Linked DNA regions of Mus musculus: region 2 is linked to region 1. Evidence: chromatin loops called from intact Hi-C (ENCODE). Cell type or tissue: left cerebral cortex. All regions are shown on one strand. Each heading gives the region's core, and the rest is flanking DNA. Links, peaks and the distances in the headings are about the cores only. Region 1 holds the start of Zfp994 (zinc finger protein 994). Region 2 holds the start of Gm7072 (predicted gene 7072).

Region 1 (16,304 bases), core at 4,035-12,034:
GGGGGCAGGAGCAAAGGACTTGAATGTCTTGCAGGTGTTGGTGGTCCACTACTCCAGGATGAACCACAAGGCCTTGTAAAGTGAGAGATCCTCGCCCAACAATGAGACCCATAGTCCGAGGGGGTAAGGGTCCAGGAGACTTAACAGGGATTGGTTGCACATTCATTTGGGGCATGAGTAAAAAACTGGAGGTGGCGCACAAGTCCACTCCTGTAACTCGTCGGGTGTTATCTCCTCTGTCCTGCTCTGGCTTCTGACAAAACGGCTCCCATATTTGTGAGGGCCCTGGGATCGGGGGCCCAGCACCCCGTTTTTTGACTGTGAGGGATTAACTTCACCTATTGGGGGCAGGAGTCTGCCTTTTATATCTCTGACAGAGCAGCATTCACTAGCCTTGTGAGAGCCCTTTCTGCAGCGGGAGCAGAGAACAGCTCCTCTTGCACGTTCAAGTACAGGGCAATCTCTTTTCAAATGTCCAGCTTTCCCACAATTGAAACACGCCTTTTGTTTGTTGAAATTAGGGCGCCTCTGAGATTGCAATATAGCCGTGGCTAGTCCCGCATTGGTGAGAGGGCCTTCTAGCTCCCTACATATCTTAAGCCAGTCTTGTACCCCCGTTTTCTTTCTTGGCGTGATGGTCGCCCTGCACTCTTGGGTGGCTTGCTCATAAATGAGCTGTTCAATTAGAGGCATGGCTTGCTCGGGGTCGCCAAAGATCCAGGCTGCAGCCTCAGTCATTCTTGCCACAAAATCAGAGAATGCTTCCTGGGGGCCCTGAACGATCTTTGTAAGGTGACCCCCAGCCTCCCCTTTTCTTGTAAGTGCCTTCCAAGCCTTGACCGCAGCTGCCCCTATCTGGGCGTATGTCCCCCAAGGATAGTTAATTTGACTGGTGGCATACTGCCCTTGGCCGGTCAACAATTCAAAGATCCATTGTCTTTGGTTGTCATCAACTGCTGTGGTATTGACCCTGGCCTGATTTTGGGCCGCATCATACCATAGAGCGTTCCATTCCATATATTGTCCCATATTAGGGAGTGTAGCCTTTGCTATCATTTGTCAATCTGACGGGGTCATGGCCATATTAGCGAATCTCTCAACCTGAACCAGAGTAAAATTGGCACTGACCCCATAGTTACGGACAGATTCAGCAAGTTCTTTAAGTTGTTTATAGTCCACTGGGGCATGCATACGCCCCGCCTCCCCAGTATCAAAGACTGGAAATGCCATCTGTATCTTTTTTAACTCTTCCTGAGGAAAAAAAGAGTTAGCACTATCCTGCAATTCATAAAGTGGTGGCGCTGTGGGCACAGTAGCTGATATGCTACCCTTTTTGTTACTTCTTGATCGCAACCATCGGTCAGGGTTATATCTTTGTTCTTTATATTTTGCTGCCTCCTCCTCTAATTTAGCCTCCTCACTGGGGTCTAGATCTTCGGATCCTGAACTATCAATCTCTAAGGCCTTCAAGTCATGGATAGCATAAAAATTAGTATAAGGCTTTTTCTTAGTAGAGGGCTCAGTTTCACTGCCCTTCTTTTTCTCTCCCCTTCCTTCTGAATCCTGGGGAGGTCCTTTTTTTCTTAGACATGTCTTTTTTTGAGCTCTTATTCTCTCGCTCCATTCGGTTTCTGACATACCGTCCTGAACCTCTTCTAGTGTTCCCTGTCCCTCCACAATGGCGGGTCGGCAGGTTTCATCCTCTAGACAGTTTTTTATCAGCTTCCAAATTGCCTTGGTGCCTAGGCATAAGTCTCCCTCTTCATGCTTACGGTCAAGGTCCCTTCCTAGCTTATTCCATGAGGCTACAGTTAGAGACCCCGAACAGGCATACCAGGGAGCAACGCGATCCACCTCCTTAACAAAATTCTGCAGCGTACGGGAGGTGACCTGCAGATCGCGTTGCTTTAGCACTGCCTGTAATGCAGTGATCACTGACTGTGAAGAGCCCATGATAGAATGAGTACCTGCGGCTGATCTACGCCCGACTTATGGTACTCCTTAAGCAAAGCCGAAAGTAAACACGGTGCTCCGCTCCCTTATCTACGGGAAGCTTACAAGATACCTCGGTGCTGCCACTTATCTATGTCGGACTGACCACACCTCAAATTCCAACACCAGCCTCGATGGACAAAATAAGAATTTTTTAGCACCAGCCTCAATGGACAGAAAATTTTAGCACCAGCCTCGATGGACAGAAAATTTTAGCACCAGCCTCGATGGATAGCAATTTTCAGCACCAGCCTCGATGGATAACAAATTTCAGCACCAGCCTCAATGGACAGCAACCAAGACTAGCTCTTCTACCGCCCCGTCTGAGGGTGAAAACCAAAATCAAAAGGGATAAGAGGTTCACGATCAGATATATCTCTCCGAACTCACATTTTCCCTGCAGTTCTGAATCCGCCCCGTCTCCGGGGTTCTCCCCAACGCCGGCGATGTTAATTCCCGGGATTCCGGCAACCAGATGACCCAAGCTACCGTCTCGCCAGCAAAACGCACTCAGGCCACTCGGATCCTTCTGCAGTACAGCTTTAATACATCTCGAGAGATAGATGATCAGCTTCAGGAGAGGAGACCCAGAGAGCAGAAAACCCTTCCCTTTTATAGGCTGCGAAAAAATGGTTAGAGATGTGCACCACTGGGATTGGCTGCCCACTATCAGTCAGTTAACGCCACGAGAAAGGCAGGGCTCAGGTAATGGAACGATACCCTGATGCCTGCGCACATTTTACTATGAGCAACGGATGTCAGCGCCATCTTGTAATGGCGACTGTGTGGGCGGCTCCTCACAAGATAGAAAATATGCATTGACTTGAGGGAGGATAGAAGAGGGGCTCCCAAATATTACCTTATGAAGAGTTATTCCATCTACATTAGGAGTGTTGCTAACTGTGAGGAGAGTGAAGGGAAGGAAAGAAACCCAGTCATTATCAGATTCTGAGATTAATTTAGTTAAAGGTCCAACTCATCCTTTCTACCTCATCTGACCTTTGGCAGTAGAATATGCAGTGAAGCTTCCAATTTACCACCAATTTTGTTGTTGTTGTTGTTGTTGTTGTCAAACTTTGACTAACCTGAGTGATAAAGGCTGGTCCACTGTCAGAACCCAAGGTTGTAGGAGTTCAAAATCAATTATATCCTCAATGAGTTTTTTTTTTTAATTACAGTTTGAGCAGTTTCCTTCCTGGTTGGCAATGCCTCAGTCCATCCTGAGAAGATATCTATAAACACTAAAAGATATTTGTAACCAAATTTCCCTGGATTTACCTCAGAAGTCTATTTCCCAGTAGATGCCTAGTAAAGTTCCCCATTTCTCTTCTAGCGTATGTTGTTTTGGGAGTTGGACTTGTCATCTGATAAAAATTACATCTAGTAATAATTTCCTGAAATTCCTTGGCTTTATTCTAGTTAGTCCTAGAGTGAAGAACTTTGTACATACTAATTCTTTCAACTTATTGATTCTCATTGTATGCTAGCATGGAGAGCTTGAGCCAAAGTTCTATCCAAAGATTTTGCTAGAATCTTTCTTCAGCTGTTGTACGTTGCCATCCATCCTTTGTGTGGGTTTTAGGTAAGAGTTGAGTAGCCTGGTCAACTTCTTTAGAGTAGGTTGGATTTTTCAGGGAAGACTATGTCTGGGAGGGTCACCAGCAAATGTGGGACAGGCTGTTTGGATGCCTCTTTCACTACCAGGCCTACTTTACAGATATAGATGGCCTCAGGGGTCAGTTCTGTTGATGTCCAGGACAATGTATGGTGACCAGTTACTTTACTAGCCAGAGAAAAGCTAGAAGGTCTAATATCTCCTTTTCATTACTTGCCTTTTCTTCTTAAGTCAATAGTCACTTTCACTTTATACTGTTCTGACCAAGCAGCTCAGTCAGTCAACAGGTTCTCCAGTGCGGGAGTGAGGATTGAAAGGAAAAAAGACAGTTAGACTACATTGTAGCATGACCCCAGTTAATTCTGAGACTGAAGGCAAATTATTATTTCCATTCCACTTTTTATACCATTTTAATTACATGCAAGTATTTTGGCACAGCAGTATAACAAGGAACTAACAAGAAGCAAGTGATTATTACCATGACAGTTGTTTAACCTATAGTGAAATAAAAGCAGTCATTAAAAGTCTTCCAACCATGGAAGGAGTTACAGAGACACAGTTTGGAGCTGAGATAATAGGGTGGACCATCTAGAGACTGCCAAATCCGGGAATCTATCCAATAATCAGCTTCCAAATGCTGACACCACTGCATACACTAGCAAGATTTTGCTGAAAGGACCCAGATATAGCTGTCTCTTTTGAGACTATGCCGGGGACTAGCAAACACAGAAGTGGATACTCATAGTCAGCTATTGGATGGATCACAGGGCCTCCAATGGAGGAGCTAGAGAAAGTAACCAAGGAGCTAAAGGGATCTGTAACACTATAGGTGGAACAACAATATGAACTACCAAGTACTCCCCAGAGCTCGTGTCTCTAGCTGCACATGTATCAGAAGATAGACTAGTAGGACATCAGTGGAAAGAGAGGCCCATTGGTCGTGCAAATTTTATCTGCCTCAGTACAGGGGAACACCAGTGACAAGAAATAGGAATGGGTGGGTGGGGGAGTTGTTGGGGGAGCGTGTAGGGGACTTTGGGATAGCATTAGAAGTGTAAATGAAATAAATACCTAATAAAAAATAAAATAAAATAAAGTTTTCCAACCATGAAAATTCAGGGCCAATGATGTTTGCACAGAATTCTGCATCTTTCAAATGATTTCTAAAATTAATATTCGTCAAATTATTCCACCAGACATAAACAGAAGGAACATCCCACAATTTATTTTATGAGGCTTCAGTTATGCAGATACCAATCCACAAAAAGTGCTAAAGAGAATTCCAGAACCTTATAAATATACATGCAAAAATACTCATAATATACTGACAAGAATAAATAAAAAGTATCACTAAACACAGTCAAGCTGACTGTGTCTGAGAGATGAAGGGATAGTTTAAAATACAAGAATCAATAAAAATAGTCCACCATACTGAAAAAAGAACCGAAGAAAAAAAGGCATGTTCATCTCTTAACATGCAGAAATGGCCTTTGCCAAAATAGAACACCCCTTCTCCATAAATGTCCTGTAAATATAAAAGATTCAGGAGACTTAACTGAACATAATAAAGGCAGATTACACCAACCTTAGAACCAAGATCAAATTAAATGAAAAGAAACTCAAACAATTCCAGTAAAATCTCTATTTAACATAGTACTTGAAGTCTTAGCTAGAGCAGTATGACAGCTGAAGGAGATTAATAAGACACAATTTGGATGGCAAAGAAAGAATTAAAAATACCCTATTTATAATTGATATGATAGTATACATAAGTGACCCAAGAATTTCCACCAAGAAACTCCTATAACTCATAAACACCTTCCTCAAAGTAGTTAAATACAAAATTAATGCACAAAAATCAATAGCCTTCCATTATACAAATGACAAACTGAATAAAGAAAAAAATCAGGAAAACAACACCTTTCACAGTAGCCTCAAAAATATATAAAGTATGTTGATGTTAACTCTATGCTGTTGAGGCTCTGTGTTTTGCTCATATTGTAATGCTAAATAGTGGCCCAAGGCCTGGTTGCCTCCTAGGGATCAGAGATTCTGCAGGTACTCAAGTGATACACTTCATCCTTGCCCCCAAAGTGATCACTGATTGGTGAATAAAGATGCCTACAGCTAAGAGATGGGCAGAAGAGAAAGAGACTTGGTGGGGAGGTGTGTCAGAGAAGAACCCTGGGGAGAAAGAAGGTGGAAGTAGAGGAAGCCACCATGGGCTAAGAGTCTTAGAACAATGGCCATGTTGACTGGCCAATTGGAGTTCAAAGCAGCCCTGATGAAACATGGCAAAATATAGTGGGATTAATAGTTGGGAAATAGACACAGTAATAGCACAGATGATATATACATTCCTAGTTCTAGCACTGATAAAGGCATATTATGAAGATTGTGTATGTCTTTTACCTTGGAAGTGAATGATCAAAACCTGGGTAGAAACAACAGTTGAGATTATATGTTTTCCACAACACATTGCAAACAATTGTAAGACTTCTATGATAAAAGGTTCAAGTTTTTGAAGACAGAAATTAAAGAATATACTAGACTGTGGAAAGATCTCCCATGCTTGTGGATGAGGAGGCTTCACATAGTAAAATTGGCCATCCTACCAACAGAAATCTATATATTCAATGCATTCCTTACCCAAGTACCAGATTCTGAGCTACAGACCAGAGTGATAAAATGAATGCCCTTTCCCGTGAGAATTCAAGTATTACCATGTCCATTTTCCTTACCATTCTGATCCCGAATCCATGAATCCCATCTGCATGGAATTTTAAGTAGTATAAACTCAGATCAGAAGGCATTTTATTTTTCCTGGCTATCAAAATTCTGTTGTACTATCACTGTATTTTTGCTTACAGGAACTGGGGCTGACGCTGGTGTTTTCATTCATGTTATGATTGTCAGACAATTTATAGGAAAATATTTGTGCAAACTATTTGCATTATCTATTTTCTTTGCTATTGTGGCCATGACAAATATCTTGGAGTTTAACTTTATCAGTGCTTTCCACTACCCTGTTATACAGCTTTTGTTTCTACAGAGTGACCTTTGTCCCTGGAGCTCCCCAGAGAGCTTGCAGAGCACCCTCCCATCATTCTCTGTCCCATCTGTCTTTATCCACATTTTCATCTCAGTGGTCCCTCTTATACTTCATGTATGCTTTGATACATGGTTTGGAAGGAAGCCAAACTTTGTGAGTCATTTTTAGTATTGTGTGTTGGGGTGCAACATAAGAAATTGGAATTTATCTCTTAAACTCTTGTCTCCCTTGCCTCTACCTCCCTAGTGCCTCTCCCTGCCCTCCATTCCTTTCCACCCTCTTTCCAGGAGGGCATGGCCAGCCTCCACTTACCTACTCTCTCCTTCTGTCTTTCTCTGCCTCTACTACTCTCTTAACTCCCATCCGCATGCCCTAAATAAACTCTATTCTATACTTTAAAAAAAAAAAGAAAAGGAATTTAACGCCTAGGTTATATTTTGCTGTGCGATTGTAGCCGAGGAGGCTAGCGTCCCAAGCTAAGAAGTTGGGCTGCCTATTTATTATCTGAGGGTTTCAGAACTACCTCTCAGATGTCAGAGTGCAGCATCATACAGAACCAGTTTTTCCTAGTCTGTCAGCAAGCAGCAGGGAGGTTGTGCAGAGCAGGTCCACAGGTGGAGCTGTGAGGCAGGAAGCCAATGACTGAGTGGGAGGGAATGGAATCCCCGGGGCAGGGATAAAGGCAAGACCAGGACATTGACCAGACAGGAAAAAAAGTATTAAAAATTAAGGTTGAGAAAGCGCTTGCTCACAAAGTGTTTGGGGGAACCACGTGACCCTAAGTATGGTTTATTGGGCGGGTCTAGGAGAACAGCTCCTAAGATCCAGGCCGGAGTGACAGGAACTTCCACCAATCAACTTTCTACCTTTCGGTTTCTGCGTCCTAGCTGTCTCTGGACCCGGAAAAGTCTCCTCAGAAGCATTTCCGTGGCGGAGGGCCTGGGGAGGCGGCAGTCGGCAGTGCAACTGTTGGCACAGCAGCCCGGCGGCCCCGAAAGGTCCCAGGTTAGAGGCGCTGCGGGGCTGGGAAACGGGAGGGAGCGGAGCAGCGGGGTGTTTTCCTCAGCTGCTCTTAAGGACGCCGCTCTCACAGTTCTGTCATTGGTTTCTTACCACTGACCGGAAGTTTCAGATCCTGTGACCTGGGATTTATCGTGATTCTTTAAAAATGTATTTTACAATTACTGGAATATTCAGTCATAAAATCACTGGTAAACCAGAACACCCTCCCCGCCCCAACCTAAGCTCCCTGGGACTAAACCACCAACCAAAGAGTAGACATGCAGGGACCCATGGCTCCAGCTGCACACTTAGCAGGAAATGGCCTTATTGGTCATCACTGGGAGGGGGAGCCCCTTGGTCCTGTAGAGGCTCAATGACCCAGGGTAGGGGAATGCTAGGGCGCTGAGGTAGAAGTGAGTGGGTAGGTGGGGGAGCACACTCATAGAGGCAGGGGGATAGTGGGTTTGTGGAGGAGAAACTTGGAAAGGGGATAATATTTGAAATGTAAAAAAAAAAAAAAAAAAAAAAAAAAAAAAAAAACCAATAAAAACACGAAGAAAAAAAAACTTGTTATAGAGCGGTTGCATTATCTATTTCCTAATATGACAATTACAAAGATAGTGGAAAGTAAATTTGTTCTTGCTTTCTTGCCTTGTTTTACTAATTGCTTGTTCAAGAGAATGCCTTTGGCCCGGTTAATAGGCATCCACAGAGAGCTTTGCATATAATATTATATGAGGAAACAGTGCCCATTTATTGAACCAAAAATATAGTTTATCGAGCCCTACTGTTATGGGTGTAAACACTAATATTTACTAAGCAGACTTTTTAGTGGCCATGAACTTTTTAATCAGAATTGTATGCAGTTTAGGATGTAAGTAAAACATTCAGAAATATGTCTTCATATGCTGAGTTCTTATGTTACTCCTTGGGTCCAGGCAAGCCCAATATTGCAGTCTCTTAAACCAGACTATAGATTAAAATAAAGTTTTAGAAAACATCTTTTGAATAATTATGATCACTTCCCTGTATCAGAAAATTGTCTCTTTGGTTGAAGGAAAGCACTTTGCCCTCACATAGGTGGCCAAGCTGTTGTTTTTTACTTTAGGGTTTGTTATCATTCAGTGCTGTGTCTGTGGACTTCTAGTAGGAGAAATGGGAATTCCTAGACCCTGCAGACAGGGCTTTTGGCAGAGATCTCTTTTGGACAGTGCAGCAGTCTGGTTTCTGTTAATGACAATAGTTTTCCTGAAGTCTCCCTAGCTCTTCCTCAGAGTTCAAGGGAGAATGACTGTTCATGTGTCTGAGCCTACATGCTTAGAGGAAAAGAGACATTTTTATTTCTGATATTTTCTCTCTCCTTCATGTTTATCCTTTTTTAGGCATCCTTTATTTTTGTTCCATGAAAAGTTCTGGGTGCTTTCTGAAGACTCTTTCCCTTGTGCAGGTATCACACTCATCAGGTAGTTCAGCTCACCTGTGAAACTGAGAACCCTGGATGGTGAAGAGAGGAAACTAGCAAAGGATCCAGGTATGTTAGAGAGAATGAAGAAGGGATGGGGAGGGGCTCAAGTCCCAGTACAAAGAGGACATGAGATTTGTTTTGCCAGATTCTATTTCATTCTAAATATTTCTAGATAATTGCAGTGAGAATAACATCAGAATATTCCCACTGTAATTTTTAGAAGACCTTTTATGGAAGAATTAATTCACAGAGGCACATGTAATTTAATTGGTTTGTATGTGAGGGATATTGTCCCCCTCCCATTCACATCCCTAATCATATCTTTTTACCAGTATTAAATATTTTCTTTGTTACAATTTTAATGTATTGTTTAGTCAGAACACTTGATGCCTGTTAGTTTTTTTTTCTGCTCATGGAGTTTTGGAGCATTGTGTAGTTCCTTTCAGTTGTTCTATCTTTTATGGTTAATTTCTCAGTTCCCTAAAATAATGCCAGCAAGATTTTGATAAGATTTGTTTAGAAACTTTGCATAGTATTAAACTCTGTCTATATTACCTTCCCACTGATACCTGCTGTAGTCTGTCTTCTTGTTGGTTTTGCAAGATTTGCATTGCTATAATTTTAATATACTTTGAAATCACCCTTGGGTTTGATACTTCTCTCATATATTTAAAATTTTTTGTGGTTTCTCATTTTATAAATTTTTGGAATGATTTGTCTATATTTAAAAATGTCTCTGTGATTTTGGTATTTTACATTTCTTCACGTTTGACTGAGAACATGCTAACAGTACCTCAGATTACAAGTCTTTTATGTGTTCCTGTGTCTTCTACTGATGTCAACATTCCAGATTTTTTAAAGAAAAATGTTTTCAATTACTTTTATGATTATTATTCTTTGTTTTTCATACTCCTGTCGCCATCCCCCTCTCCCTGTCTCCAAGAGGACATCCCCACCTGTCATCCCCACCCCACTTGACCTACCCACTCCCTGAGGCCTCACGTCTCTTGAGGGTTAGGTGTGGAGAAGACATTTCTACTCTGCAGTCTTCAGTAGATGAATTTTTTATTTGTTGTTATTTTTTGTTTTGTTTTGTTTTTGAAACACTTTATCTAGGTAGTCCTGGAAGTTCTGAAACTCAGAAAATAAACCAATGCTTGAACTGAGACATCCACTGCCGCAGCCTCTCCAGTGCTGGGGTAAAAGGCTTGCACCACCTGGCCTTTCTGACTTGTTCTGACATGACCACACTTGAGACTTCTGCATGAGGTTTGAGAAGATTGTTCTTCTCCTGTTGTGTGGATGGTTTTCCAGAGCTGTGCTACTCAATACTGGTTTTCAGTGCTGTTCATTGTTGTCTTTCTAAATGGTGGATATTGAAGCTTATCTGCATCACCATCTATCTGTTTCCTATAATCATGTCATGATTGTTTAATGCATTTGGAAACTTTTGTGAAATGCATTCATGTTGATCATAGAGTTTTTTTGAAATATACCATTTGATCTTTTGTTAATATACTGTGTTTATAAGTTGATTGATTTTGCTTTTCCTCTTACCTATGATAATTGTTTCCAACCCTCCTGACAGCAAATCCTTAAAAAACTTCATTGGGTCCTAGCAATTAGTAGTCTTTATTGTTTTAATAAAGTTAGTGACGTTGTAATGGTGCATAGTGATAGCCTTAGAGGCATTGGTGGCTCTGGAGACATGAAGTATTGTGTCACATTTTTCTTTTTCTCTTAAATAGCAGAGTTATTCTCTTTTGTGTAAATATACCATATATTCTTTATTTATTCTTCTGTAGAGGGTCATGTAGGTTGATTTCAATTTTTCCCTATTATAGATAAAGATGCAGTGAGCATGTTTGAGCAAGGGTCCTTGGGTAGGTTGGAGTGTACTTTGGGTATACATCCTAGAGCGCTATGGATCTTGAAGTAGTTTGATTCCCATCAATTTAAGGAATTGCCACACTGATTTCCTTGGTGGCTGTGCATGTTTGCACTCCCTCTAGCAATGGAAGGATGTTTGTATTGCCACATCCTCTCCACCATGAGCTGTCACTTGTTTTATTGATTTTAGAAATTCTGACAAGTGTAAGACGGGAATCTCAAAGTAATTTTGATTTGCATTTCCCTGAAGGCTAAGTGAGATGAATATTTTTTATGTGTTTCTTGGCCACTTGAGTTTTCTCCATTTAGAACCCTCTGTTTTTATTTCAAACCCATTTTTAATTTGGATTATTGGGTTATTTTTTTCACATCTAGTTTCTTGAGTTCTTGCTGTATTTTGGATATTAGCTCTCTATTGGAAGTAGAATTGGTACAATCTTTTACTACTCTATAGGCTTCTGCTTTGTCCCAATGATGGTGTCCTTTGTCTTATTGAAGCTTTTCAGTTTCCTGTGATCCCATTTATTAATTGTTGATCTCAGTGTCTATGCTATTGGTGTTTTGTCTTTTGTTTCTTTGTTTTTTAAATAATGTCTTCTCTGACAATATGTTCACTTTTCCTCCTCACTCTTATCTTCTGTCAGATTCAATGTCTTTGGTTTTACATTATGGTGTTTGACCCACTTGTACTTGTGGTTTGTGCTGGGTTATAAGTGAATGGCTCTGCTTAGCTGCACAAAGCCCGTGCTACTTTTAGGCTCCATTTTATGTTTAACTTGACCTTAGATTGAATTTAGCTATTGAAAAAAACATCAACTTGTTCTAGGATCTGAGACATCCATAGCATCCCCTACTCCTTCCCTATTGATAGCCAATTAGCTCTTAGGAGCAAAGTTCCAAAAGGTCCAGATGTCTCAAAAGAGATTCCTTAAGCTAGCAACCACTGTTTATCTAGCCGAAATAATTAGTAGCCAATACAATTGCATCAAGCTGCAATTTTCACAAGTCAATCAATCATGTAACTGTAAAGTTGGAAATTCTCCTACTCTGCTCTAAGGGTGATGATAAGGCAAGGCTTTAGCACCCTTGGGCTGTATGGGAGAGGTTGGAGGGTCCAAGTTCAAGCTGAAATAAAAATACTTTGGTTTTGTATGAATGAGTTGATCTGGGTATAAGAATAAGTATGGATCCATTACCAATCTTTGTTGAAGATGCTATATTTTTTCAGTTTGTATTTCTGTGTTTTTTATCAAGAATAAGGTGGCCAAATATATTTATGTCTAGGTCTTCAGTTCATATTCGTTAATCACTGTGGCTATTTCTGCCAATATTTTCGAGGTTTTGATCCTATAGTGCTGTAGAAAACTTGAAATTGGAAATGTTGGGAGAACTGTAGAAGTTCTATTATAGTTCAGAATTGTTTTAGCTATTGTACATTTTTTGTTTATGTATTGAAAGTGCAGTTGCCCATTTAAAATCCATAAGACTTGAGTTGGAATTTGTATGAGAAATGTCTTGAATCTGAAGATTGCTTTTAGTAGGGTGGCTCTTTATATATTTATTTAATTATTCATTTATTTATTTTTAGTATTTTAATCCTCTTGCTCCATGAGCATGGGAGATCTTTCTATTTCTTATTATTGTCTTCAATTTCTTCAAAGAATTGAAGTTTTTAATATACAAGTCTTTCACTTGCTCTCAGAAACATTTATCCTGGTATTTTCTCTTTCCTTTGTGATTATCATTTTGATAGATGTGAGCTTCTTTCATTTTTGTTCCATGAATAGTTCCAGGTATTTTCAGAAGTATGTCCTTCTTATATGTAGGTCTCCAACTGCTCAGTCAGATCTGCTCACCTGTTAATCAGAACTAAGAGCCCTGGATGGTGAACACAGAGGAAACTATAGCCAAGGAACCAGGTATGATAGAAGAATTCAGCAAGGGGTGGGTTGAAGTGACAGGAGAAAGTGGATATGAAATTAGATTTTCCCATTTCTCTTTAATGATTCTAGAAAATTTCACTGAGAATAATATTATGTATGGTAATAAGTATTTCCAGCTATAGGCTGTACAGTAAGTAATCCTGTATTTTTGGTATTTTGTTAGTTTTGAAGCTCTGAAATGACTGTTGCCCATTAAATAAAGTGTCTTTGACCCAGACTGGAAGCAGCACCAGGCTATGGTGGTGAACTGAAACATTTGAACATGTTCCAAAGGTCAGTAGTAGATTCCCTGTAAGGCCTATAGATATCATTGACTCTTGGCCTGGTTTCCAGTATAGGCCACACTTTTTTGTTCTGTGTAGCTGGCCTCAGATTGCACCAGAAAACCTTCAAAATAATAACCCACAAAATAATCTATGATACCCCTATTATTCCATTGGGTTGGCTTTCTTGGGCATATTGTGGGATTGTACCACACAGGATCCAAATCTGGAGATGGCCATTGATATTTCTGCCCGCTGGCCAGGTCTGCATAGTAGTTTTTTGAGATTGGGAATGCTATGGACAGGTTGTGCTAGGCATTTGTAGAAAGTGTGAATTGTCTGATCAGAGCTGTAATTTTTTTCCTCAAGAAGTTTCAGTGGATTTTTGACTATCCTATATTGTCCTGTATAAAGTTTTGTCAGTCCTGAAATTGTGTACTAATTGAGGCACTGTGTTGAGTTGTAAATGGAATAATTAGTTTCCTTTTTTTTTTTTTTTTGCAGTATTTGCTTTAGCTTTGTGTCTCTTTGTCTTTATTATTCTGAGGTATATTCCTTCTGTCCTCCCATTATTAAGAGCTTTTGTACTGTGCTAATTCCATAGTTTAGCGCAGGGCTTTCATATATCTATTGACATAATCCCTTTTCTCCTCTCATTGAGTCTACTCATTTGGTGTCTGACATTGATTAGTTTGTAAGTATTGAAGCAGTCTTGCATTTTTGGTGTGAACTCAGCTTTTCTTCTATTTCAGTGTAATTTAGAACAGTCTCTGTGTCTGTAAATCATGGCAACTGGTTTGAGATTTTTCTCTTCATATGTTTGTTTGGGCTCACCTGCTTTGTGTGTCTAGATAACACCAGCTTTGTATGATGACTTTCTAATGTTCCTCTTTTTTGTGTTTATGGCAATATTCTGCTTTCATGTTTAGGATATGCTTTGTCTAAAGAAAGGAGAATTCTGTGCTAATCTGTCAGACACCATTAGAGAAAACCCTTCCTGGTTCGGTCTGTGCCCTTGCTTGATGCGGGTTCAAGTTTTATGATGTAGGAGGTTGATTTATTCACTTATTTCTAGGAACTCTTCAATTCTGATTCATTTCTGTATGACCTTCCTCAGACCTGCATATAGTAACACTGATGTCATTGTCATATGTTGCAGTATCACCTTTTTTAAAATTAAAATTTTATTTTTAATTTTTTTCCATTCCATATTCCATCCCACATTCCTCTTTATCCACTCTCCGTCTGCTCCACATCCTACACCTCCTCCCACCACACCCCATGTCCATGTGGATGCCCCCACCCCAAACCCCACCTGACCTATAAACCCCCAGGGACCTCCAGTCTCTTGAGGGTTTGGTGCATCATCTCTGAATGAACAGAGACCCAGAAGTCCTCTACTGTGTGTGTGTGTTGGGGGCCTTATATCAGCTGGTGTATGGTGTCTATTTGATGGTCCAGTGTGTGAGAGATCTCAGAGGTCCAGATTAACTGAGAATGCTGGTCCTTCTACAGGATCGCTCTTCTCCTCAGCTTCTTTTTGCCTTCTCTAATTCAACAACAGGGGTCAGCTGCTTCTGTCCATTGGTTGGGTGCAAATATCTGCATTTGATTCTTTCAGCTGCTTGTTGGGGTCTTTCGGAGGACAGTCATGATAGGTCCCTTTTTGTGAGCATTCTGAAGCCTCAGTAATAGTGTCAGGCTTTGGGACTTCTCCATGAGCTGGATCCCACTTTGGGCCTGTCGCTGGACCTTCTTTCCTCAGGCTCCTCTCCCTTTCCATTTCTGTAATTCTTTCAGACAGGAACAGTTATGGGTCAGAGTTGTGACTGTGGGTTGGCCACTCCATCCCTCCCTTGATGTCCTGTTTTCCTGCTGGGCATGTGCTCTAGTTCCCTCTCCCTGTTGGGTGTTTCATCTAAGGTCCATCCCTTTGAGTCCTGGGAGTCTCTCACCTCCCAGGTCTCTGATGCATTCTGGGGTATCCCCCCAACCTTGTATTTCCTGAGGTTGCCTGCTTAAATTCTTTTTGCTGGTCCTCAGGCCTTTTCTCTCATCCAATATCAGATCAGGTTTCCCTCTCCCTCATACTCCCCTTCCCACACTGTCCACCTTCTCTCCCAGGTCCCCTTCTGAGCTCTAGTTCTAATACAGAGAGTCACTGTTTTAGTTTCGATTGTTCTTTCTTTCTTTCTCTTTCTTTCTTTCTTTCTTTCTTTCTTTCTTTCTTTCTTTCTTTCTTTCTTCTTTCTTTCTTTCTTTCTTTCTTTCTTTCTTCTTTCTCTCTCTGTCTCTCTCCCTTCCTTCCTTCCTTCCTTCCTTCCTTCCTTCCTTCCTTCCTTCCTTCCTTCCTTCCTTCCTTCCTTCCTTCCTTCTTCCCTTCCTTCCTTCCTTCCTTCCTTCCTTCCTTCCTTCCTTCCTTCCTTCCTTCCTTCTTCCTTCCTTCCTTTTTTGTTTTTTGTTTTTTGTTTTTTGTTTTTTGTTTTTCGTATTTTTGGAGACAGTGTTTCTCTGTATAGCCCTGGCTGTCCTGGAACTCATTCTTTAGACCAGGCTGGCTTGGATCTCAGAAATCTGTCTGCTTCTGCCTCTCAAGTGCTGGGATTAAAGGCGTGTGCTGCCACTGCCTGGCACTCTTTTAAAAGTTTCGAGTAGCTGAGCATTGCTTTGTCAGTACCTAATCTCTGCAGAGAGACATATCTGTTATGTTGAACTATATGGTTGTATTATCTTTCAGTCAATTTTATTAATTTCTATATAACCGCCGAAATATCTCTTTAAATTCTACTTATATTTTTACATTTTAAAAAAGGTTTATTTATTTTATCTTTATGACCACTCTCTCTGCATGTACACACCTGCACAGGTGCCTGCCAGAAGAGGGCATCAGATCACATTGTGCATGGTTATGATCTACCATGTAGATACAGGAGTGATGTGAGCACACTAGATATGGTGCTGTGAGCAGTGGAGAAAGCTCAGGTGATATAGTGATCTAAACCATGTAAAGAAAGCAAATCAATAGCACCCCTCCATGGTCTATGTGTCATCTCCTGCTTCCAAGACCCTTACAGAGCATTTT
Region 2 (16,304 bases), core at 4,254-12,253, 90 kb before region 1:
GTCTGTATAACATCTGTCCAGGCTCTTCTGGCTTTCATAATCTCTGGTGAAAAGTCTGGTGTAATTCTGATAGGCCTTCCTTTATATGTTACTTGACCTTTCTCCCTTACTGCTTTTAATATTCTATCATTATTTAGTGCATTTGTTGTTCTGATTATTATGTGTCGGGAAGAATTTCTTTTCTGGTCCAGTCTATTTGGAATTCTGTAGGCTTCTTGTATGATCATGGGCATCTCTTTTTTTATGTTTGGGAAGTTTTCTTCTATTATTTTGTTGAAGATATTAGCTGGCCCTTTAAGTTGAAAATCTTCATTCTCATCAATTCCTATTATCCGTAGGTTTGGTCTTCTCATTGTGTCCTGGATTACCTGGATGTTTTGAGTTAGGATCCTTTTGTATTTTGTATTTTCTTTGACTGTTGTGTCGATGTTCTCTATGGAATCTTCTGCACCTGAGATTCTCTCTTCCATTTCTTGTATTCTGTTGCTGATGCTCGCATCTATGGTTCCAGATCTCTTTCCTAGGGTTTCTATCTCCAGCGTTGCCTCGCTTTGGGTTTTCTTTATTGTGTCTACTTCCCCTTTTGGTTCTAGTATGGTTTTGTTCATTTCCATCACCTGTTTGGATGTGTTTTCCTGTTTTTCTTTAATGATTTCTACCTGTTTGGCTGTGTTTTCCTGCTTTTCTTTAAGGGCCTGTAACTCTTTAGCAGTGCTCTCCTGTAATTCTTTAAGTTACTTATGAAAGTCCTTCTTGATGTCCTCTATCATCATCATGAGAAATGTTTTTAAATCTGTGTCTAGATTTTCGGTTGTGTTGGGGTGCCCAGGACTAGGTGGGGTGGGAGTGCTGCGTTCTGATGATGGTGAGTGGTCTTGATTTCTGTTAGTAGGATTCTTATGTTTGCCTTTCGCCATCTGGTAATCTCTGAAGCTAGCTGTTTTAGTTGTCACTGTTAAGAGCTTGTTCTTCAGGTGACTCTGTTAGCCTCTATAAGCAGACCTGGAGGGTAGCACTCTCCTTAGTTTCAGTGGGCAGAGTATTCTCTGCAGGCAAGCTCTCTTCTTGCAGGGCAGGTACCCAGATATCTGATGTTCGAACCAGACTCCTGGCAGAAGTTGTGTTCCACTCACTAGAGGTCTTAGGATCCCGTGTGGAATCCTGTGTGGGCCCTTGCGGGTGTCAGGCGACTCAGCTGGCAAGGGGCTCGAGTGGAGTGGCAGGGGCTTGTGCCCCAGATCAGGCCCGGGTAGCCTGCTTCCCTATGTACCGCAGTCTCAGGTTCCGTGCGATTGGATTGGGGCAGGCGCTGTGTTCCACTCACCAGAGGTCTTAGCATCCCGTGGGGAGTCCTGTGTGGGCCCTTGCGGGTGTTGGGCAAGACTCTGCTCGCGCCCAATTTTTAAATGGGATTATTTGATTTTCTTGAGTCCAGCTTCTTGAGTTCTTTGTATCTTTTGGAAATTAGTCCCCTATCGGATTTAGGATAGGTAAAAATCCTTTCCCAATCTGTTGGTGGCCTTTTTGTCTTATGACAGTGTCTTTTGCCTTACAGAAGCTTTGCTATTTTATGAGGTCCCATTAGTTGATTGACGATCTTACAGCACAAGCCATAGGTGTTCTCTTCAGGAATTTTTCCCCTGTCCCCATATCTTCCATGCTTTTCCCCACTTTTTCCTCTATAAGTTTCAGTGTCTCTTGTTTTATGTGGAGTTCTTTGATTCATGTAGACCTCACCTTAGTACAATGAGATAAGAAAAATTTTCAGAAAACTGAAAATAGTTCTACCTCAAGATCCAGCTATACCACTCCTGGGCATATATCAAAAAGATGTTCCAACATCTCACAAAGATACTTGCTTAACTATGTTCATAGAAGATTTATTCATAATGGGCAAAAACTGAAAATGGACTAGATGTCTCTCAACTGAAGCATGGATGATGAAAATGTGGTACATGTACATTTACACAACGGAAAACTACTCAGCTATTGTAAAATGAAGACATCTTGAATTTTCAGGCAAATGGATAGAACTTGAGAATATAATCCTGAGAGAAGTAAACCAGCATCAAAGCACATACATGTTTTGTACTCACTTGTACGTGTATATTAAACAAAAAAATACAGGATAGCCATGGTACACTCCATAGAAACAAATAAGCTAAACAAGAAGGAAGGCACATTCAAGGATACTTGAATCTGATTTACAAGGGGAAATAAAAGAGTCATAAGCATTAGTGGGAGGGAGGGAACTGTGTGGAAAATGAAATGTGGAGGGGGATGTGGGGGCATTCAGGATCAGGTGTGGGGAGGCACAGGAGGAATGCCCAGATGGACATGAGAATGAATGGAAACCTGCAACTGACAGGCATGGAGAGGTAAGAGGTCTCTACAGGATGAGACAGAGTCCTGGGATAAAGGAGGCACCCAAGAATCAATAGGGTTGTATTTAGCTGTGACTCACAACATTGGGCATAGGGAACCTGAAGAGACTCCCTTCTGTATCCAGGCAGAAACCCCAATAGAGCAATAGGGACACCAACTTGCCCACAATCATTTAACCCCAAATTTACCCTGTTTATAAGAAATGCAGTGACAGAGAAAGCAGCAGGGACTGAGGCAATGACCAATCAAAAAAAAAAAAAAACCCAAAAAACTAACCCAACTTGAGACGTATTCTATGGACAAGCACCAATCCCTGAATCCCTGACACTATTAATGATACTCTGTTATGCTTGTAGACAGGAAGCTAGCATGGCTGTTCTCTGCTCTGAGTGAGTATAGCCAGCCTCTGACTCAGACAGATGCAGTCTCCTACAGCCAAATAGTTGATGGAGCTTGGGGACACTTAAGGAAAAATAGGAGGGAGTATTGCAGGTACCAAAGGAGATAGAATTCCACAGGATGACCAAAAGAGTCAACTAACCTAGACTCTTGGGGCTCTCAGAGACTGATCAACCAACCAAAGAACATACATGGGTTGGACCAAGGCCTCCCCACATATATGTAGCAGATGTATAGCTTGGTCTTCATGTGTGTCCAGAACAATTGGAGCAATTATCTTTAGAGGGCCCCCTCAGTCTGTCTGTGATATCCATCATTGTTTTGGAATTTGACATTCCCTCTTATCTATTATCCTTAACTTCAGCAGGTCCTGTGGGTGAGACTGGACAGCCTATCATTGGCTTACGTCCTGATATTTCTGAGGAGCAGACTTCAGACCCAAGTATGGATCCCATAGACCTTGACTACTGTGGGTGTCATCAGGATCACAGTGTAAGTTCCCTTCCAGTGAGAAGCCAGGGTTTCTTTATGGTGTCTCTTAACCAGGACTAAATCTCCAGGCAGAACAGATGAGGAGTGATTGGTGAGCCTAGTTCATGTAGGTTTCAAACATAGATATGCATGCAGGCCAGTCTGGTTCCTCTGGAGTGCCAGGATTGGTTTAAGGATATCATGATTAGAAATATGAGATAGAAAATATGTATTGACTTGAGGGAGGATAGAAGAGGGGCTCCCAAACATAATCTCATGAAGAGTTATTCCATCTACATTAGGAGTGTTGCTAACTGTGAGGAGAGTGAAGGGAAGGAAAGAAATCCAGTCATTGTCAGATTCTGAGATTAATTTAGTTAAAGATCCAACTCATCCTTTCTACCTCACCTGACCTTTGGCAGTAGAATATGCAGTGAAGCTTCCAATTTACCACCAATTTTGTTGTTGTTGTTGTTGTTGTTGTTGTTGTCAAACTTTGACTAACCTGAGTGATAAAGGCTGGTCCACTGTCAGAACCCAAGGTTGTAGGAGTTCAAAATCAATTATATTCTCAATGAGTTTTTTTAGTTACAGTTTGAGCAGTTTCCTTCTTGTTTGGGAATGCCTCACTCCATCCTGAGAAGATATCTATAAACACTAAAAGATATTTGTAACCAAATTTCCCTGGATTTACCTCAGAAGTCTATTTCCCAGTAGATGCCTAGTGAAGTTCCCCATTTCTCTTCTAGCATATGTTGTTTTGGCAGTTGGACTTGTCATCTGATAAAAATTACATCTAGTAATAATGTCCTGCAATTCCTTGGCTTTATTCTAGTTAGTCCTAGAATGAAGAACTTCATACATACTAATTCTTTCAACTTATTGATTCTCATTGTGTGATAGTATGGAGAGCTTGAGCCAAAGTTCTATCCAAAGATTTTGCTAGAATCTTTCTTCAGCTGTTGTACGTTGCCATCTATCCTTTGTGTGGGTATTAGGTAAGAGTTGAGTAGCCTGGTAAACTTCTTTAGAGTAGTTTGGATTTTTCAGGGAAGACTATGTCTGGGAGGGTCACCAGCAAATGTGGGACAGGCTTTTCAGATGCCTCTTTCACTACCAGGCCTACTTTACAGATATAGATGGCCTTAGGGTTCAGTTCTGTTGATGTCCAGGACAATGTATGGTGACCAGTTATTTTACTAGCCAGAGAAAAGCTAGGAGGTCTAATATCTCCTGTTCATTAATTGCCTTTTCTTCTTAAGTCAATAGTCACTTTCACTTTATACTGCTCTGACCAAGCCCGCTCACTCAGTCAACAGGTTCGCCAGTGTGGGAGTGAGGATTAAAAGGAAAAAAGACAGTTAGACAACATTGTAGCATGACCCCAGTCAATTCTGAGACTGAAGGCAAATTTGTATTTTCCAATCCATTTTTTATACCATTTTAATTACATGCAAGTATTTTGGGCCAACAGTATAACAAGGAACTAACAAGAAGCACATTATTACTACCATGACAGTTGTTTAACCTATAGTGAGATAAAAGCAGTCATTAAAAGTCTTCCAACCATGGAAGGAGTTACAGAGACACAGTTTGGGGCTGAGACAAAAGGGTGGACCATCTCGAGACTGCCATATCTGGGGATCCATCCAGTAATCAGCTTCCAAACGCTGACACCATTGCATACACTAGCAAGATTTTGCTGAAAGGACCCAGATATAGCTGTCTCTTGTGAGATTATGCCGGGGCCTAGCAAACACAGAAGTGGATGATCACAGTCAGCTATTGGATGGATCACAGGGCCCCCAATGGAGAAGCTAGAGAAAGTACACAAGGAGTTAAAGGGATCTGCAACCCTATAGGTGGAACAACAATATGAACTAAGAAGTACTCCCCAGAGCTCTTGTCTCTAGCTCCATATGTATCAGAAAATAGCCTAGTAGGCCATCAGTGGAAAGAGAGGCCCATTGGTCATGCAAACTTTATCTGCCTCAGTACAGGGGAACGCCAGGGGCAAGAAGTGGGAATGGGTAGGTGGGGGAGTTGTGGGGGGAGCGTGTAGGGGACTTTTGGGATAGCATTAGAAATGTAAATGAAATAAACACCTAATAAAAAATAAAATAAAAAAAGTTTTCCAACCATGAAAATTCAGGGCCAATGATGTTTGCACAGAATTCTGCATCTTTCAAATGATAGTTAAAATTAATATTCCTCAAAATATTCCACCAGACATAAACAGAAGGAACATCCCACAATTTATTTTGTGAGGCTTCAGTTATGCAGATACCAATCCACAAAAAGTGCTAAAGAGAATTCCAGAACCTTATGAATATACATGCAAAAATACTCATAATACACTTACAAGAATAAATAAAAAGTATCAGTAAACACAGTCAAGCTTACTGTGTCTGAAAGATGAAGGGATAGTTTAAAATACAAGAATCAATAAAAATAATCCACCATACTGAAAAAAAGAACCGAAGAAAAAAAGGTATGTTCATCTCATAACATGCAGAAATGGCCTTCGTCAAAATAGAACACCCCTTCTCCATAAATGTCCTGTAAATATAAAAGATTCAGGAGACATAACTGAACATAATAAAGGCAGATTACAGCAACCTTAAAACCAAGATCAAATTAAATGAATAGAAACTCAAACAATTCCAGTAAAATCTCTATTTAACATAGTACTTGAAGTCTTAGCTAGAGCTGTATGACAGCTGAAGGAGATTAATAAGACACAATTTGGATGGCAAAGAAAGAATTAAAAATACCCTATTTATAATTGATATGATAGTATACATAAGTGACCCAAGAATTTCCACCAAGAAACTCCTATAACTCATAAACACCTTCCCCAAAGTAGCAAAATAGAAAATTAATGCACAAAAATCAATAGCCTTCCATTATACAAATGACAAACTGAATAAAGGAAAAAATCAGGAAAACAACACCTTTCACAGTAGCCTCAAAAAATATTAAGTATGTTGGTGTTAACTCTATGCTGTTGAGGTTCTGTGTTTTGCTCATATTGTAATGCTAGATAGTGGCCCAAGGCCTGGTTGCCTCCTAGGGATCAGAGATTCTGCAGGTACTCAAGTGATGCACTTTATCCTTACCCCCAAAGTTATCACTGATTGGTGAATAAAGATGCCTACAGCTAAGAGATGGGCAGAAGAGAAAGAGGCTTGGTGGGGAGGTGTGTTAGAGAAGAACCCTGGGGAGAAAGAAGGTGGAAGTAGAGGAAGCCACCATGGGCTAAGAGTCTTAGAATAATGGCCATGTTGACTGGCCAATTGGAGTTCAAAGCAGCCCTGATGAAACATGGCAAAATATAGTGGGATTAATAGTTGGGAAATAGACACAGTAGTAGCAAAGATGATATATACATTCCTAGTTCTAGCACTGATAAAGGCATATTATGAAGATTGTGTATGTCTTTTACCTTGGAATTGAATAATCAAAACCTGGGTAGAAACAACAGTTGAGATTATATGTTTTCCACAACACATTTCAAACAATTGTAAGACTTCTATGATAAAAGATTCAAGTTTTTGAAGACAGAAATTAAAGAATATACTGGACTGTGGAAAGATCTCCCAAGCTTGTGGATGAGGAGGATTCACATAGTAAAATTGGCCATCCTACCAAAAGAAATCTATATATTCAATGCATTCCTTACCCAAATACCAGGTTCTGAGCTACAGACCAGAGTGATAAAATGAATGCCCTTTCCCGTGAGAATTCAAGTATTACCATGTCCATTTTCCTTACCATTCTGATCCCGAATCCATGAATCCCATCTGCATGGAATTTTAAGTAGTATAAACTCAGATCAGAAGGCATTTTATTTTTCCTGGCTATCAAAATTCTGTTGTACTATCACTGTATGTTTGCTTACATGAACTGGGGCTGATGCTGATGTTTTCATTCATGTTATGATTGTCAGACTATTTATAGGAAAATATTTGTGCAAACTATTTGCATTATCTAATTTCTTTGCTATTGTGGCCATGACAAATATCTTGGAGTTTAACTTTATCAGTGCTTTCCACTGCACTGTTGTACAGCTTTTGTTTCTACAGAGTGACCTTTGTCCCTGGAGCTCCCCAGAGAGCTTGCAGAGCACCCTCCCATCATTCTCTGTCCCATCCGTTTTTATCCACATTTTCATCTCAGTGGTCCCTCTTATACTTCATGTATGCTTTGATACATGGTTTGGAAGGAAGTCAAACTTTGTGAGTCATTTTTAGTATTGTGTGTTGGGGTGCAACATAGAAATTGGAATTTATCTCTTAAACTCTTGTCTCCCTTGCCTCTTCCTCCCTTGTGCCTCCCCCTGCCCTCCATTCCTTTCCACCCTCTCTCCAGGAGGGCATGGCCAGCCTCCACTTACCTACTCTCTCCTTCTGTCTTTCTCTGCCTCTACTACTCTCTTAACTCCCATCCCCATGCCCTAAATAAACTCTATTCTATACTTAAAAAAAAAAAAAAAAAGGAATTTAGCGTCTAGGTTATATTTTGCTGTGCGATTGTAGCCTAGGAGGCTAGTGTCCAAAGGTAAGAAGTTAGGCTGCCTCTCTATTATCTGAGGGTTTCAGAACTCACTCTCAGATGTCAGAGTTCAGCTTCCTATGGAACCAGTTTTTCCTAGTCTGTCAGCAAGCAGCAGGGAGGTTGTGCAGAGCAGGTCCGCAGGTGGAGCTGTGTGGCAGGAAGCTGATGACTGAGCGGGAGGGAATGGAATCCCCGGGGCAGGGATAACGGCAAGAGCAGGACCTTGACCAGAACAGGAAAAAAATATTAAAAATTAAGGTTGAGAAAGCGCTTGCTCACAAAGTGTTTGGGGGAACCACGTGACCCTAAGTATGGTTTAGTGGGCGGGTCTAGGAGAACAGCTCCTAAGATCCAGGCCGGAATGACAGGGACTTCCACCAATCAACTTTCTACCTTTCGGTTTCTGCGTCCTAGCTGTTTCTGGACCCGGAAAAGTCTCCTCAGAAGCATTTCCGTGGCAGAGGGCCTGGGAGAGGCGGCAGTCGGCAGCGCAACTGTCGGCACAGCAGCCCGGCGGCCCCGAAAGGTCCCAGGTTAGAGGAGCTGCGGGGCTGGGAAACGGGAGGGAGCGGAGCAGCGGGGTGTTTTACGCAGCTGCTCTTAAGGACGCCGCTCTCACAGTTCTGTCATTGGTTTCTTACCACTGACCGGAAGTTTCAGATCCTGTGACCTGGGATTTATCGTGATTCTTTAAAAATGTATTTTACAATTAGTGGAATATTCAGTCATAAAATCACTGGTAAACCAGAACACCCTCCCCGCCCCAACCTAAGCTCCCTGGGACTAAACCACCAACCAAAGAGTAGACATGCAGGGACCCATGGCTCCAGCTGCACACTTAGCAGGAAATGGCCTTATTGGTCATCACTGGAGGGGAGCCCCTTGGTCCTGTGCAGGCTCAATGACCCAGGGTAGGGGAATGCTAGGGCGCTGAGGTAGAAGTGGGTGGGTAGGTGGGGAAGCACACTCATAGAGGCAGGGGGATAGTGGGTTTGTGGAGGAGAAACTTGGAAAGGGGATAATATTTGAAATGTAAAAAAAAAAAAAAAAACAATAAAAACACGAAGGAAAAAAAAACTTGTTATAGAGCGGTTGCATTATGTATTTCCTAATATGCCAATTACAAAGATAGTGGAAAGTAAATTTGTTCTTGCTTTCTTGCCTTGTTTTACTAATTGCTTATTGAAGAGAATGCCTTTGGCCCGGTTAATAGGCATCCCCAGAGAGCTTTGTATATAATATTATATGAGGAACCAGTGCCAATTTATTGAACCAAAAAATATACTTTATCGAGCCCTACTGTCGTGGGTGTAAACACTAATATTTACTAAGCAGACGTTTTAGTGGCCATGAACTTTTTAATCAGAGTTGTATGCAGTTTAGGATGTAAGTAAAACATTCAGAAATATGTCTTCATATGCTGAGTGCTTATGTTACTCCTTGGGTCCAGGCAAGCCCAATACTGCAGTCTCTTAGACCAGACTATAGATTAAAATAAAGTTTTAGAAAACATCTTTTGAATAATTATGATCACTCCCCTGTGTCAGAAAATTGTCTCTTTGGTCGACGGAAAGCACTCTGCCCTCACATAGGTGGCCAAGCTGTTGTTTTTTACTTAAGGGTTTGTTATCATTCAGTGCTGTGTCAGTGGACTTCTTGTAGGAGAAATGGGAATTCCTAGACCCTGCAGACAGGGCTTTTGGCAGAGATCTCTTTTGGACAGTGCAGCAGTCTGGTTTCTGTTAGTGACAATAGTTTTCCTGGAGTCTCCCTAGCTCTTCCTCAGAGTTCAAGGGAGAATGACTGTGCATGTGTCTGACCCTACATGCTTAGAGGAAAAGAGACATTTTTATTTCTGATATTTTCTCTCTCCTTCATGTTTATCCTTTTTTAGGCATCCTTTATTTTTGTTCCATGAAAAGTTCTGGGTGCTTTCTGAAGACTCTTTCCCTTGTGCAGGTATCACACTCATCAGGTAGTTCAGCTCACCTGTGAAACTGAGAACCCTGGATGGTGAAGAGAGGAAACTAGCAAAGGATCCAGGTATGTTAGAGAGAATGAAGAAGGGATGGGGAGGGGCTCAAGTCCCAGTACAAAGAGGACATGAGATTTGTTTTGCCAGATTCTATTTCATTCTAAATATTTCTAGATAATTGCAGTGAGAATAACATCAGAATATTCCCACTGTAATTTTTAGAAGACCTTTTATGGAAGAATTAATTCACAGAGGCACATGTAATTTAATTGGTTTGTATGTGAGGGATATTGTCCCCCTCCCATTCACATCCCTAATCATATCTTTTTACCAGTATTAAATATTTTCTTTGTTACAATTTTAATGTATTGTTTAGTCAGAACACTTGATGCCTGTTAGTTTTTTTCTGCTCATGGAGTTTTGGAGCATTGTGTAGTTCCTTTCAGTTGTTCTATCTTTTATGGTTAATTTCTCAGTTCCCTAAAATAATGCCAGCAAGATTTTGATAAGATTTGTTTAGTAACTTCTCACTGATACCTGCTGTAGTCTGTCTTCTTGTTGGTTTTGCAAGATTTGCATTGCTATAATTTTAATATACTTTGAAATCACCCTTGGGTTTGATACTTCTCTCATATATTTAAAAATTTTTGTGGTTTCTCATTTTATAAATTTTTGTAATGATTTCTCTATATTTAAAAATGTCTCTGTGATTTTGGTATTTTATATTTCTTCATATTTGACTGACAAGTTGCTAACAGTAACTCAGATTACAAGTCTTTTATGTGTTCCTGTGTCTTCTACTGATGTCAACATTCCATATTTTTTAAAGAAAAATGTTTTCAATTATTTTTTATTATTATTATTCCTTGTTTTTCACAGTCCTATCGCCATCCCCCTCTCCCTGTCTCCAAGAGGACATCCCCACCTGTCATCCCCACCCCACTTGACCTACCCACTCCCTGAGGCCTCACGTCTCTTGAGGGTTAGGTGTGGAGAAGACATTTCTACTCTGCAGTCTTCAGTAGATGAATTTTTTATTTGTTGTTATTTTTGTTTTTTTGAGACACTTTGTCTAGGTAGTCCTGGAAGTTCTGGAATTTAGAAAATAAGCCAGTGCTTGAACTGAGACCTCCGCTGCCCTAGCCTCTCCAGTGCTGGGGTAAAAGGCTTGCACCACCTGGCCTTTCTGACTTGTTCTGACATGACCACACTTGAGACTTCTGCATGAGGTTTGAGAAGATTGTTCTTCTCCTGTCCTGTGGATGGTTTTCCAGAGGTGTGTTACTCATTACTGGTTTTCAGTGCTGTTCATGGTTGTCTTTCTAAATGGTAGATACTGAAGCTTATCTGCATCACCATCTATCTGTTTCCTATAATCATGTCATGATTGTTTAATGCATTTGGAAACTTTTGTGAAATGCATTCATGTTGATCATAGAGTTTTTTGGAAATATACCATTTGATCTTTTGTTATTATACTTTTTTTATAAGTTGATTGATTTTGCTTTTCTTCTTACCTACGATAATTGTTTCCAACCCTCCTGACAGCAAATCCTTAAAAAACTTCGTTGCGTCCTAGCAATTAGTAGTCTTTATTTTTTTAATAAAGTTAGTGACGTTGTAATGGTGCATAGTGATAGCCTCAGAGGCATTGGTGGCACATTTTTCTTTTTCTTTTAAATAGCAGAGTAATTCTCCTTTGAGTAAATGTATCATGTGTTCTTTATTTATTCTTCTGTAGAGGGTCATGTAGATTGATTTCAATTTCTGGCTATTATAGATAAAGATGCAGTGAGCATGTTTGAGCAAGGTTCCTTGGGTAGGTTGGAGTGTACTTTGGGTATACATCCTAGAGCGCTATGGGTGGATCTTGAAGTAGTTTGATTCCCATCAATTTAAGGAATTGCCACACTGATTTCCTTGGTGGCTGTGCATGTTTGCACTCCCTCTAGCAATGGAAGGATGTTTGTATTGCCACATCCTCTCCACCATGAGCTGTCACTTGTTTTATTGATTTTAGAAATTCTGACAAGTGTAAGACGGGAATCTCAAAGTAATTTTGATTTGCATTTCTCTGAAGGCTGAGTGAGATGAATATTTTTTATGTGTTTCTTGGCCACTTGAGTTTTCTCCATTTAGAATCCTCTGTTTAGATTTGTAACCCATTTTTAATTTGGATTATTGGGATTCTTTTCACATCTAGTTTCTTGAGTTCTTGCTGTATTTTGGATATTAGCTCTCTATTGGAAGTAGAATTGGTACAATCTTTTACTACTCTATAGGCTTCTGCTTTGTCCCAATGATGGTGTCCTTTGTCTTATTGAAGCTTTTCAGTTTCCTGTGATCCCATTTATTAATTGTTGATTTCAGTGCCTATGCTATTGGTGTTTTGTCTTTTTTCGTTTGTTTTGATTTTTTTGTTTTTTAAATACTGTCTTCTCTGACAATATGTTCACTTTTCTTCCCCACTCTATCTTCTGTCAGATTCAATGTGTTTGGTTTTACATTATGGTGTTTGACCCACTTGTACTTGTGGTTTGTGCTGGGTTATAAGTGAATGGCTCTGCTTAGCTGCACAAAGCCCGTGCTAGTTTTAGGCTCCATTTTATGTTTAACTTGCCCTTAGATTGAACTTAGCTACTGAAAAAAACTTCAAGTTCTTCTAGGATCTGAGACATCCATAGCATCCCCTATTCCATCCCTATTGATAGCCAATTAGCTCTTAGGAGAAAAGTACCAAAATGTCCAGATGTCTCAAAAGAGATTGCTTAAGCTAGCAACCACTGTTTATCTAGCCGAAATAATTAGTAGCCAATACAAATGCATCAAGCTGCAATTTTCACAAGTCAATCAATCATGTAACTGTAAAGTTGGAAATTCTCCTACTCTGCCCTAAGGGTGATGATAAGGCAAGGCTTTAGCACCCTTTTGCTGCATGGGAGAGGTTGGAGGGTCCAAGTTCAAGCTGAAATAAAATTATATTGGCTTTGTATGAGTGAGTTGGATTCCTGGCTGTCTCTGGTGATCTCTGAGGACCTCAAGATCTGGGTATAATAATAAGTATGGATCCATTACCAATCTTTGTTGAAGATGCTATATTTTTTTCAGTTTGTATTTCTGTGTTTTTTATCAAGAATAAGGTGGCCAAATATATTTATGTCTAGGTCTTCAATTCATATTCATTAATCGCTGTGGCTATTTCTGCCAATATTTTCGAGGTTTTGATCCTATAGTGCTGTAGAAAGGTTGAAATTGGAAATGTTGAGAGAACTGTAGAAGTTCTATTATTGTTCAGGATTGTTTTAGCCATTGTACATTTTTTGTTTATGTATTGAAAGTGCAGTTGCCCATTTGAAATCCATAAAGACTTGTGTTGGAATTTGTATAAGAAATGTCTTGAATCTGAAGATTGCTTTTAGTAGGGTGGCTCATTATTCATTTATTTATTATTCATTTATTTATTTTTAGTATTTTAATCCTCTTGCTCCATGAGCATGGGAGATCTTTCTATCTCTTATTATTGTCTTCAATTTCTTCAAAGAATTGAAGTTTTTATTATACAAGTCTTTCACTTGCTCTCAGAAGTATTTATCCTGGTATTTTTCTCTTTCCTTTGTGTGTATCATTTTGACAGAAGTGAGCTTCTTTCATTTTTGTTCCATGAAAAGTTCCAGGTATTTTCAGAAGTATGTCCTTCTTATTTGTAGGTCTCTAACTGCTCAGTCAGATCTGCTCACCTGTTAATCAGAACTAAGAGCCCTGGATGGTGAACACAGAGGAAACTATAGCCAAGGAACCAGGTATGTTAGAAGAATTCAGCAGGGGGTTAGTTGAAGTGACAGGAGAAAGTGGATATGAAATTAGATTTTCCCATTTCTCTTTAATTAATGATTCTAGAAAATTTCACTGAGAATAATATTATGTATGGTAATAAGTATTTCCAGCTATAGGCTGTAAGTAAGTAATCCTGTATTTTTGGTATTTTGTTAGTTTTGAAGCTCTGAAATGACTGTTGCCCATTAAATAAAGTGTCTTTGACCCAGACTGGAAGCAGCACCAGGCTATGGTGGTGAACTGAAACATTTGAACATGTTCCAAAGGTCAGTAGTAGATTCCCTTGTAAGGCCCATAGATGTCATTGACTCTTGGCCTGGTTTCCAGTATAGGCCACACTTTTTTGTTCTGTGTAGCTGGCCTCAGATTGCACCAGAAAACCTTCAAAATAATAACCCACAAAATAATCTATGATATCCCTATTATTCCATTGGGTTGGCTTTCTTGGGCATATTGTGGGATTGTACCACACAGGATCCAAATCTGGAGATGGCCATTGATATTTCTGCCCGCTGGCCAGGTCTGCATAGTAGATTTTTGAGATTGGGAATGCTATGGACAGGGTGTACTAGGCATTTGTAGAAAGTGTGAATTGTCTGATCTGAGCTGTATTTTTTTTCCTCAAGAAGTTTCACTGGATTTTTGACTAACCTATATTGTCCTGTTTAAAGTTTTCTCAGTCTTGAAATTGTGTACTAATTGAGGCACTGTGTTGAGTTGTAAAGGGAATAATTAGTTTCCTTTTTTTTTTTTTTTTGCAGTATTTGCTTTAGCTTTGTGTTTCTTTGTCTTTATTATTCTGAGGTATGTTCCTTCTGCCCTCACATTATTAAGAGCTTTTTTACTGTGCTAATGCCGTAGTTTAGCGCAGGGCTTTCATATATCTATTGACATAGTCCCTTTTCTCCTCTCATTGAGTCTACTCATTTGGTGTCGGACATTGATTAGTTTGTAAGTATTGAAGCAGTCTTGCATTTTTGGTGTGAACTCAGCTTTCCTTCTATTTCAGTGTAATTTAGAACAGTCTCTGTGTCTGTAAATCATGGCAACTGGTTTGAGATTTTTCTCTTCATATGTTTGTTTGGGCTCACCTGCTTTGTGTGTCTAGATAACACCAGCTTTGTATGATGACTTTCTAATGTTCCTCTTTTTTGTGTTTATGGCAATATTCTGCTTTCGTGTTTAGGATATGCTTTGTCTAAAGAAAGGAGAATTCTGTGCTAATCTGTCAGACACCATTAGAGAAAACCCTTCCTGGTTCGGTCTGTGCACTTGTTTGATGCGGGTTCAAGTTTTATGATGTAGGAGGTTGATTTATTCACTTATTTCTAGGAACTCTTCAATTCTGATTCACTTGTGTATGACCTTCCTCAGCCCTGCATATAGTAACACTGATGTCATTGTCATATTGTGCAGTGTCCCCTTTTTTAAAATTAAAATTTTATTTTTAATTTTTTACATTCCATATTCCATCCCCCATTCCTCCTTATCCACCCTCCGTCTGCTCCACATCCTACACCTCCTCCCACCACACCCCATCTCCATGTGGATGCCCCCACCCCAAACCCCACCTGACCTCTAAACCCCCTGGGACCTCCAGTCTCTTGAGGGTTTGGTGCATCATCTCTGAATGAACAGAAACCCAGTAGTCCTCTACTGTATGTGTGTTGGGGGCCTTATATCAGCTGGTGTATGCTGTCTCTTTGGTGGTCCAGTGTTTGAGAGATCTCAGACGTCCAGATTGAGACTGCTGGTCCTTCTACAAGATTGCCCTTCTCCTCCTCTTTTAGCCTTCTCTAATTCAACAACAGGGGTCAGCTGCTTCTGTCCATTGGTTAGGTGCAAACGTCTGCATTTAATTCTTTCAGCTGCTTCTTGGGTCTTTCGGAGGACAGTCATGATAGGTCCCTTTTTGTGAGCATTCTGAAGCCTCAGTAATAGTGTCAGGCTTTGGGACTTCTCCATGAGCTGGATCCCACTTTGGGCCTGTCGCTGGACCTTCTTTCCTCAGGCTCCTCTCCCTTTCCATTTCTGTAATTCTTTCAGACAGGAACAATTATGGGTCAGAGTTGTGACTGTGGGTTGGCCACTCCATCCCTCCCTTGATGTCCTGTTTTCCTGGTGGGGGTGTGCTCTAGTTCCGTCTGCCTACTGTTGGGTTTTTCATCTAAGGTCCATTCCTTTGAGTCCTGGGTGTCTCTCACCTCCCAGGTCTCTGGTGCATTCTGGGGTGGCCCCCTAACCTTGTATTTCCTGAGGTTGCCTTTTTACATTCTTTTTGCTGGTCCTCAGTCTTCAGGCCTTTTCTCTCATCCAATATCAGATCAGGTTTCCCTCTCCCTCACACTCCCCTTCCCACACTGTCCACCTTCTCTCCTAGGTCCCTATCTTAGCTCTAGTTCTAATAGAGAGAGTCACTGTTTTAGTTTCTTCCTTCCTTCCTTCCTTCCTTTGTTTCTTTGTTTCTTTGTTTCTTTGTTTCTTTCTTTGTTTCTTTCTTTCTTTCTTTCTTTGTTTCTTTCTTTCTTTCTTTCTGTCTTTCTCTCTCTCTCTCTCTCTCTCTCTCTCTCTCTCCCTCCCTCCCTCCCTCCCTCCCTTCCTTCCTTACTTCCTTTCTTGTTTTGTTTTTTTTGTTTTTTGTTTTTCGTATTTTTGGAGACAGGATTTCTCTGTATAGCCATGG

Evidence for each region. Hi-C counts contacts between places; a loop is a spot of excess contacts. Peaks named below come from ENCODE experiments on the same cell type or tissue, not always from the same donor. Only the 100,000 strongest peaks of a DNase experiment are listed, where the experiment ranks them.
Region 2: it touches region 1 in a loop (4-fold over the local background); 20 of 42 quality-filtered maps call a loop at or near these places.

Annotation. Positions count from the first base shown.
Region 1 is chr17:22,216,899-22,233,202 of GRCm38, reverse strand. Zfp994 (zinc finger protein 994) reads left to right here and starts at 7,589. Exons shown (of 5, transcript NM_001205095.1): 1 at 7,589-7,664; 2 at 9,109-9,192. In left cerebral cortex, for the core only: a CTCF peak has its summit at 7,295; a DNase peak (open chromatin) is centred at 7,513; H3K4me3 peaks cover 1,351 bases; H3K27ac peaks cover 318 bases.
Region 2 is chr17:22,306,788-22,323,091 of GRCm38, reverse strand. Gm7072 (predicted gene 7072) reads left to right here and starts at 8,250. Exons shown (of 6, transcript NM_001357992.1): 1 at 8,250-8,345; 2 at 9,772-9,855; 3 at 13,495-13,587. In left cerebral cortex, for the core only: a CTCF peak has its summit at 7,960; DNase peaks (open chromatin) are centred at 8,183 and 8,667; H3K4me3 peaks cover 1,559 bases; H3K27ac peaks cover 762 bases.